Regions from separate parts of the Homo sapiens genome. Here region 1 is linked to region 2. Evidence: chromatin contacts called from ENCODE Hi-C or POLR2A ChIA-PET data. All regions are on one chromosome and are shown on one strand. The core of a region is the stretch at or near the end of the contact, and the rest is flanking DNA. Distances in the headings are between cores, read along the strand shown. Region 1 overlaps NR3C2 (nuclear receptor subfamily 3 group C member 2). Region 2 overlaps ARHGAP10 (Rho GTPase activating protein 10).

Region 1 (4,403 bases), core at 243-2,742, 220 kb after region 2:
ATGAAAGTTCCAAATTCAGTTAACTCAATGTAACATCTGTTTCTTACAAATGAGATAAAAATCATGTAGATTCAAGAAAGTGCTCTCAGGAGTACTGAGTGAGGATTGAATTAGATACCTTTATTATTTAAGCCTGTGGTGTGTGTGTATAAGTGTGTGAAAGGACCCTTGGAATTTATTTAAGTCTATATTCTAGTCTTTTCTTGCCTTCAGTGACATGTGATAGTCCTTCAAATAAAAAGACATCCATATTTTTACTACTGGCTTTACTGCTCAATTTAAGTATTTTCCAAGGTTACAAAAATTTGTACTTAAAAACGATAACTGTTAAGTATACCAAAATAACTTTCATCTTTTGCCTAACACTCTTAAAAGCAATTACGGATGTTTTTTTCAGAAGTTTTTAAAATAAAAGTTAGGCTTTTGTCTTTGGCGCAGGTCTGAGAAAAGATGAAAAAGGTTTTGAAAACAAGGCAAATGGGATACATATCAAAGCAAACATGATATTGTTTAGGGGTCAGAAGTAAGTAGTTCCACTGGCATTTGCAAAAAAAAGAAAAAGACTTCAGTATACCTATAAATAGTGATAGAAAAAGATAAAGAAGTTGAAGTAGGCTGTTTCTTTCGTTTTAACTGCAAGAAGGCAAGAAATAGTGAAGTACCTTTGATCAGTCTTGCTTCAAATGTCTTCGTGCCATGTACCGGGGCCAGATGAGAAAAAGAAGGATAGTCATCAATACCACCTGACCACCCACCACAAAGATATGAGTGAGCCTGGCCTTTCTCCCTCCATTTTATTAAATGGAAATACCTAAAGTCAGATGGATGAAATCTCCTATGTTTGATTTCAATGCCACTGGAACATGAAATTAGGATTGCTAAATGTTTCGACTAGATTTCAAGGACATTATATCAAGGACATTATATCTTCGTCTATTAAAACTGTACCACCAATGCCTGTTTATGATGAAGATTTTGAAATCTATGGCAATATTCCCTTTCTTGTGCTTGAAACAATGTATACAGAATATTTACTCTTTGTGAGAAAGAGATTAATATTTTGAAACATAAGTGACAAAACACACATGTATACACACATGTATATACCTAAGCAACAATTACCAAGCTTTAAAGATTATGGTCGCTAAATTTTTTTATATATAGTAAAATAATGTTAAGGGATCAGATGGCATGTTGGGTTTTTTTTCTTAATTTAGTAAAACTTACCCAAACTGAAATATAATTTTCAAAGAGCTACAAAAAACAAGGGAGTCAGCCCCAGGGGTGCTGGCTGTCTTCCCAGCACAGTGTATCACAAGGACAGGAGGGAACTTAGAAGAGCCAACACAGACACGAGAAGGAACACAGGGCTGAGACAGCAAGGTAGTCAGGAAGCAGAAAGACAACCAGAAGCAGAGAAGGTACACACCAGGTCAAGGCTAGGAACTAGCTAGAGCCAGTGGGCACAGAGCATGACTAAGGCAAAGCTCCAAGTTGGAAGGGCTATCAGAAACCAGGCAACAGAATCACGGTGATCCTGCAGTGTGCACAGGGGGGTCACGCTGTGGAGCAAGAGATAAGGCAGCTGGTGCAGCTGGGGTGGAGTTGGGGGAAAGATGTGGATAACAATGTCAAGGGCAGATAAACTTTGAGGTCTGTAGAAGCCAGCTTCACACTAGGAGCACTGGAACCCAGCCCTGGCCACGTACACTCAGCAAAAGAGAAAGCAGTGGGCTTGACAGGTAATAAAAGGCAGCTCATGAGAAAAAAAAAAAAAAGGTAATACAGGTGAGAAAAGAAAGGGAGAGAAATAATATCTTTGTAAAAATAACAAGTAGCCAGAAGCAGCAAAAACTTTCCAAACATAGTAAGTGTTTTACGGGATCTCCCGTTAAGAACAAATGGTGTTCAAAAAGAAAAATGGCAAATAATTTATTGAAGTCTTAGAAAGACAGGTGTATATAGGTTTAGTCAGCAAATTTACCTCACAATGGCATGTATTTTCAAGAAAAATAATGGCACAGATAAATTTGAGAGTGATATGGTTTGGCTCTGTGCCCCACCCAAATCTCATCTCTAATTGTAATCCTCATAGGTTGAGGGTGGGACCCGGTGGGAGGTGTATGGATCATGGGGGTGGTGTACCCTATGCTGTTCTGATGGTGAGTTCTCATGAGAGCTGATGGTTTAAAAGTGTTGGGCAGCTCCCCCCTCGCTCTTGCTCTCTCTCTCTCCTGCTGCCATGTAAGACGTGCCTTGCTTCCCCTTTGCCTTCTGCCATGATTGTAAGTTTCCTGAGGCCTCTCCAGTCATGCAGAACTGTGAGTAGATTAAGTCTGCTTAATGGACTCAGTCAATTATCCAGTCTCAGGTAGTTTTTTCTTTTTTTTTTTTTTTTTGAGATGGAGTTTCACTCCAGGCTGGAGTGCAATGGCGTGATTTCGGCTCACTGCAATCTCCACCTCCTGGGTTCACGTGATTCTCCCACCTCAGCTTCCTGAGAAGGTGGGATTACAGGTTCCCACCACCACGCCCAGCTAATTTTTGTATTTTTAGTAGAGATGGGGTTTTACCATGTTAGCTAGGCTGGTCTCGAACTCCTGACCTCAGGTGATCCACTTGCCTCCGCCTCCCAAAGTGCTGGGATTACAGGCATGAGCCACCGCACCTGGCCTCAGGTAGTTCTTTATAACAGTGTGAAAACGGACTAATACAGAGATAAAGGGCATATAATTCTAAAGTACACATCTAACTTCACTGTTTATCTTCTAAGCAGAGAAAACTATTTTTAACTTAAACAATTATAGCCACACTAAATGGAAAGATCATTAGAAATTTGCTTATGACACAGTTGCAAAGGGTTACTTTAAAGTACACAGGTCAGTTGATGACTTTTTCTAATAAGTGTAAGGAATTAAATGTAGGAAATAGATTTGTTAGGGTGGAAGAAAACTTTCTACTGTACATTTGTAGGGTAAGAAAATCTGTTGAGGTCTAAAATTAAGTCTAAAAGGGCTTACTTTTATTTCCAAAATATAAATCATAAAAGCAAAGAAGACATTATGAGGAATTCAATTTACTATAAAGTAGATAAGCCAATCTTATCTTATCTTTTTTTTTTTTTGAGACAGAGTTTCACTCTTGTTGCCCAGGCTGGAGTGCAATGACGTGATCACGGCTTACTGCAATCTCCACCTCCCAGTTTCAAGTGATTCTCCTGCCTCAGCCCCACAAGTAGCTGGGATTACAGGCATGTACTACCAAGCATGGTTAATTGTGTATTTTTAATACAGACGGGGTTTCACCATGTTGGTCAGTCTGGTCTCGAACTCCTGACCTCAGTTGATCCACCCGCCTTGGCCTCTCAAGGTGCTGGGATTACAGGCGTGAGCCACAGTGCCCAGATGCCAATCTTATCTTATAAATAATAGAAAATATGAACCATAATGAAAATAACTAATATTATCATATGCTATACAACCATCAGGGAAAAAAACTGGAGTTCCCAAGAGTCAGGGGACATCAAGCGATTTTGAAGAAATTTCGAATTCAATTCCTGAAATAGGGAAAAGTATTTCAACTTAGGGTTTTTTTTAAAACAAACATAATGTATGACACATTATGTATTAACATAAAATGCCATCATAATAAAGATGGGATGATCTGGGTTACAAAATTCCATAGTACTATTTAAATATTATTCATAAGCCCCCTTACTCTTACAATGTGTTAAAATCATTCCAAAATGTACAGAGCACAGTGAGCCCAATGTAAGATTTTCACCTGACTCAGAATCTTGGAGTCCTTATTGTGAACCTTTTATGAGAGTCTTAATATGTTTGACCCTGAAAATTTCCTGGAATAGGAGAAGGAAGGCACGTGCAGTGGGGGACACCAGAAGAGTGAGGTGCTATTTTGTTGATTTCCTATTAAATACTAGAATTCTGCATATAAATTAGGAATTACAGGTTCTGATTCATTTGGATATATTTGCCTGTATGGTTTTTTCAATGTTATTTATATACCTACAACTCTGATGTGCATCTTATCATTTGCATTTTACAGATCTTGATGTAGACTCAGAATACACTAATGAAAGACCAAAGGTAGGAGAGTTTATCCTTACTACTCAAAAGAGTTACAGGAAGTTAAAAGACTTAGTATAAAATTAAACTAATACTGGTATTACAGTACCTTAGAAAGAGATTTCCTCTTTCTAATGATAGGTACAGTCCCAGCAAACTTTACCCAAAATCTAGAAAAAGGGCTATTGTCTGATAACAACAGTTACATAATGGTGCTCATTTAGCAAGTGGAACTGAATGAAAATAGGTAAGTATGGGCAACCTCCTTTTCCCACAATCAGTAATAGGCTGTTCCCGAGAAACAAACGTCAATCATTC
Region 2 (4,139 bases), core at 1,194-3,693:
GATGTTGACCTGAAGTTGTGTTGTTTTTAGCAGTTACTGTATTTATTCCCGGAGGACTCAGCTGGGGCTTCTCTCCTAGCCTCTTGCTTTGGGGATCTGCTTTGTCAGAGCCTCTGAGAATAGACCCTTGGCTATCACATGATCAAAGCATGGGGAACCTACTGAGACCCAACCACATTTATAACTTATTCTGAGCCGTATACCCAGGTAGCTCACCCATTACAACAAGTAACCCATAAATCTCTTTGTAAGTGATTGGTGGATTTTTCTGAGCGGAGTATCTGTGTCCCTTTAGAGCTGTGCTTGGCCCTGTTGAAGATGTTCAGCCTTCACATTGGGTGGCAGCTGGTCGAAACATTCCTGTCAGTGACTGCAGGACAGTAACCTTCAGACCTCGAATGCCCCCTAATTTTCTGAAATGAAGTTACAGTTCCTTTTCTGTTCAACTAGCAAGCTAAAGTTCAGCCCTCTTACCTGATTCCACACTGATCATCTGGAAGGAAGGTAGGATTCAAGGAGAACTCTTTGAGTGGAAGAGCAGTCAGAGATGTAATTCTGCGCCTGTTCTCTTACAGCAAAACCAAGAACTTTTGCTCTAAGAGAGTGGACTTTGGGAGTGAACTTTGTCAGATGATTAGATGGTGATGTCCTTTCTTGTTAAAGGAGGAAATCCATGTAGGAGCCTCAGGATCGCACAGGCTGAGGACTGAGTGTTAAACATGGCAGGCCTTCCTTCATGGGGCTTGAGGGATTTCCTGCAGTGCCCTTCCTCCTCTCCCTGACCGCCTACCTCCTGCAAAAGATATTTGTTCTCAGCTGGGCGCGGTGGCATACGCCTGTAATCCCAGCACTTTGGGAGACTGAGGCAGGCAGATCACTTGAGGTCAGGAGTTCGAGAGCAGCCTGGCCAACATGGTGAAACCCTGTCTCTACTGAAAATACAAAAATTAGCCTGGCATGGTGGTATGCACCTGTAATCCCAGCTACTCGGGAGGCGAAGCACGAGAATTGCTTGAACCTGGAAGGCGGAGGTTGCAATGAGCCAAGATTGCGCCACTGCACTCCAGCCTGAGTGACAGAGCAAGACTCCGTCTCAGGGAAGCAACAAAATAAAGATATTTGTTCTCAAAGGTGAACAAGTTACTGCTTTTACGTGCTGGCTTCATGTATTGGCTGGCTCCCTGCTGCTTGAGAGATGATCTTATACAGTTGAAGAAGGCCTCTGCTGCAGGAAAGCACTGGGTATGTGTGGGTCAGCCCCAGGCACGAACAGGGGAGCCCCGCACCACAAAACCAGTGAAGATGGAGGGGATTCTCCATCCGAATTGTCTTCATCTCCCCCAAACCCCACGTCCCTTCCAGGCTTCTTATCTGGTCTGTTTAATCCAGGGGTGAGCAAACCGTGGCCCACTGCCACCTGTCTTTATAAAGTTTTATTGGAACACAGCTACACTTAGTTGTTTACGTTTTGTCTGTGGCTGCTTTTTCACTGACAGTGATAGCAGAATTGAGTAGTTGCAGAAGGCCTGCCAAGCTTGAAGTATTTACTCTCTGGCCCTTTACAGAATAAGTTTACTGATCTTGAGCTAATCAGTAATCAAAACAGGTCTGTTTGGAAGGGCCCACCTTTCTTAAAACCCAGCTTTAGGAAGTGCAGTTAACCACTGTGGTGGTAGATGGAGAGTGCCAGGTGATTTTCAGTGTAAGCTTCACACATCTCTTCTTGTCATTAAACCAACCAGACATTTTCCCTATGGGTTTTGGATGCCCTCAAATGTTTATTTATAATTTCAGAAGGCTTTTAGTGTTTCAGTGACTGAAAAACCTATGTGGGGTTGTTCTTTTTATAATGTATCATTTAAAATAAATTTTTATTTTGGAATAGTTTAAGGTATGCAGAAAAGTTACAAAGATACTACAGAGCTTCCGTAGACCCTTCACTTCCCCTCTTCACTTCCCGCCCCCACCCCACCTCCGGCTCTTAGCATCTTACAGAACTGTGGTACCTTTGTTAAAAATAATGAAATTAGTGTTGATACAGTACTGTTAACTAAACCACAGACTTCATATGGACTTCACCAGTCTTTCCAATAATGTTCTTTCTCTGTTTCAAGCTCAAATCCAGGATGCCATGTTTCTATAAGCAACTTTAGATTTTTTAAATGATGACATCTACTTAATATAGTCATACTTTTTTCCCTTTGCATAGCTGATTTGCTGTCTTTTGGTAAATTAAATGGTTAGTGATGATATAACCCTAGAAATCAGAGGTAAGATCTGACCTAGAAATATGTAATAGTAGTGAGGGCTTCATTTATTGACTGCTTGCTATGCTTCAGGGCTTTACGCCTATCATCTCATTTAAACCCACAGTGACCCAGCCGATGAGTCATGACTCTCTTCACGTTAGCTGAGGGAGTTTAGGTTGCTCAGCCAAGTTTCAGTTGTGGATGACACTAAGTGCAGGCTAATGATGGCAACTGTGGGCCAACCTCTGGGGGGCACTCGTAAGTCATTCGCTTCCTTCTCAGCATAGCCTCTAGCTATTGACAAAAAGAGGAACAAGCCTAGGGGAGGAAGAAACTGCAAGCTGGCACTCAGCCAACAATGATAGTGCCAGCTCTGGCACCCAGGTCTCTCTGCAGAGTGGCAGAGTCTTAGGCATTTGTAATTTGCATGCGTACAATCCTTCAATGGCCCCTCTTTGCCTTTAGGTTATGATTGTGCCTCCTGAATATCCCGGTACTTGCATCTCTCACCATTCTTTCCATATTCCATTCTAGTCACTGAAAAGGACTTGAGGGTCTGAGATCTGTGCTGTCTTGTCAAAACAGGGTTTACTAGAAACATGACCTTGAGTAAGTTGCTTTCACCTTTCTGAGATGGTCTTCTCATATGTCATGTGGAATAATAGGGTGGTTGGGAATAAGTGTACTAGTGCCTGCCTGTTGCATCTAGCACAGGGCTAGATTGCACAGTTGTGCCTCACATGAGCCTGGGTGTGGGGAGGTGATGACGATGTTGACTATGGTAGCATCAGCTTCAGCATTAGCTCCGCACAGATGCTGCCTCCTCCAGGAAGCCCTCCTGGCTATCCCCATGGTTATTAGGTGCTTCCTCCACTCTTCCTCTGAGGGACCTTGGGCAGATCGCTACATGGCTCTCAGTGCCTGTATTATGGTTATTAATTGGGCATTCTCCACTCACTTGGCTGCAGAGCAGGTGGTGTCACGGTTTCCTGGGTGTCCCCAGGGACTAGCACAAGGCCTGACAGGAAGTCCTCAGACTGTAAATGATGAGCCAGTGGGTCTACTCCGAACCTTCCTGATGGGCAGCAAAGTCCTTCTCCCCCAACGCCGTGGGTTATGGCGACTTGCATGTCACAGGCCTTTGTTTCTCTGCACTGCTGTTGTCCCTCGGTGTGCTCGTGGGGAGCCAAACAATGTGCTTGCGTGTGGAGTTCTCCCTCTCCTGGCACTTAAGGAATAACTGGCATTTATTTGAACAGAGATTTTCCCATAATATACAGATCTACAATATTTCCTTCTGTCTTTATTAACATTTTCAAACACTCTTGCCCAGGACAGCTGTTCTAGACTTATGCTGTATGTTTCCCAGACTGGCATGAAAGATCATTTCACTAATGTGTTAGCTTCTGCTCAGAGACCTGGCAAATGAGAGTTTAGAATCTTTCATTGCAGTGCAAACTTCTGATTTGATCTCGTATTGTATAACCGTAGTGAAATATCTTGGTATTTGGGGGATTTAGTCACTTCAAATAAGCATTCATTTCTTTTCTTAATGCGTATTCTCCTCGCTCTACCCTTTTGAATTTAGATTGCATTCAGTGCTTATACAGGCTGGAATCAGGGGCTTGTATCTCTAGTGCTGCCCAAAGCCTGACCTGTGTATATTATGCAAGAAATGTTTGTTAGATGCAGGAGTTCTCTGGTGATTGGTGCAACTGGTGTCGAGTTTTAACAGTTAAGGCCCCTACTCCCTTCCCCCTTTCTGAAATGTTTGTGATCTGTCGCTGCCAGAATGTTTTTAATATGCGTGGAGCGTAGAGTCTGGTACTGGAGGCGACTGGATCACAGTTTGAATCAGAAGCAGCATGGACTGCTGATCTGTTCCATTTT

What was found. Hi-C counts contacts between places; a loop is a spot of excess contacts on that map. ChIA-PET counts read pairs that join two places held with the same protein, here RNA polymerase II (POLR2A). Pooled maps may share reads with other maps.
Region 1: a loop to region 2 is called in a map of heart left ventricle, with 2.3 times the contacts of the local background. The contact joins two enhancer-like sites. A Hi-C loop is called at or near these places in 3 of 168 maps with a recorded cell type or tissue (cardiac septum, heart left ventricle and heart right ventricle) and 2 of 50 pooled maps. POLR2A ChIA-PET finds 5 or more read pairs at or near these places in 1 of 52 experiments (activated naive CD4-positive, alpha-beta T cell).

Annotation. Positions count from the first base shown.
Region 1 is chr4:148,272,324-148,276,726 of GRCh38, forward strand. The region is part of intron 2 of NR3C2 (nuclear receptor subfamily 3 group C member 2); the gene reads right to left. Among named protein-coding and RNA genes, the nearest start is that of NR3C2, 170 kb to the right of the region's middle. Within about 2 kb of position 1,493, at least 7 of the 41 ENCODE cell types and tissues checked have a DNase peak (open chromatin) inside an H3K27ac peak, as active enhancers do; they include heart right ventricle, where a contact is called at or near this core.
Region 2 is chr4:148,054,593-148,058,731 of GRCh38, forward strand. All of the region lies in intron 20 of ARHGAP10 (Rho GTPase activating protein 10), which reads left to right. Among named protein-coding and RNA genes, the nearest start is that of MIR4799, 270 kb to the left of the region's middle. RefSeq lists an enhancer at 1-1,530. Within about 2 kb of position 2,444, at least 9 of the 41 ENCODE cell types and tissues checked have a DNase peak (open chromatin) inside an H3K27ac peak, as active enhancers do; they include heart right ventricle, where a contact is called at or near this core.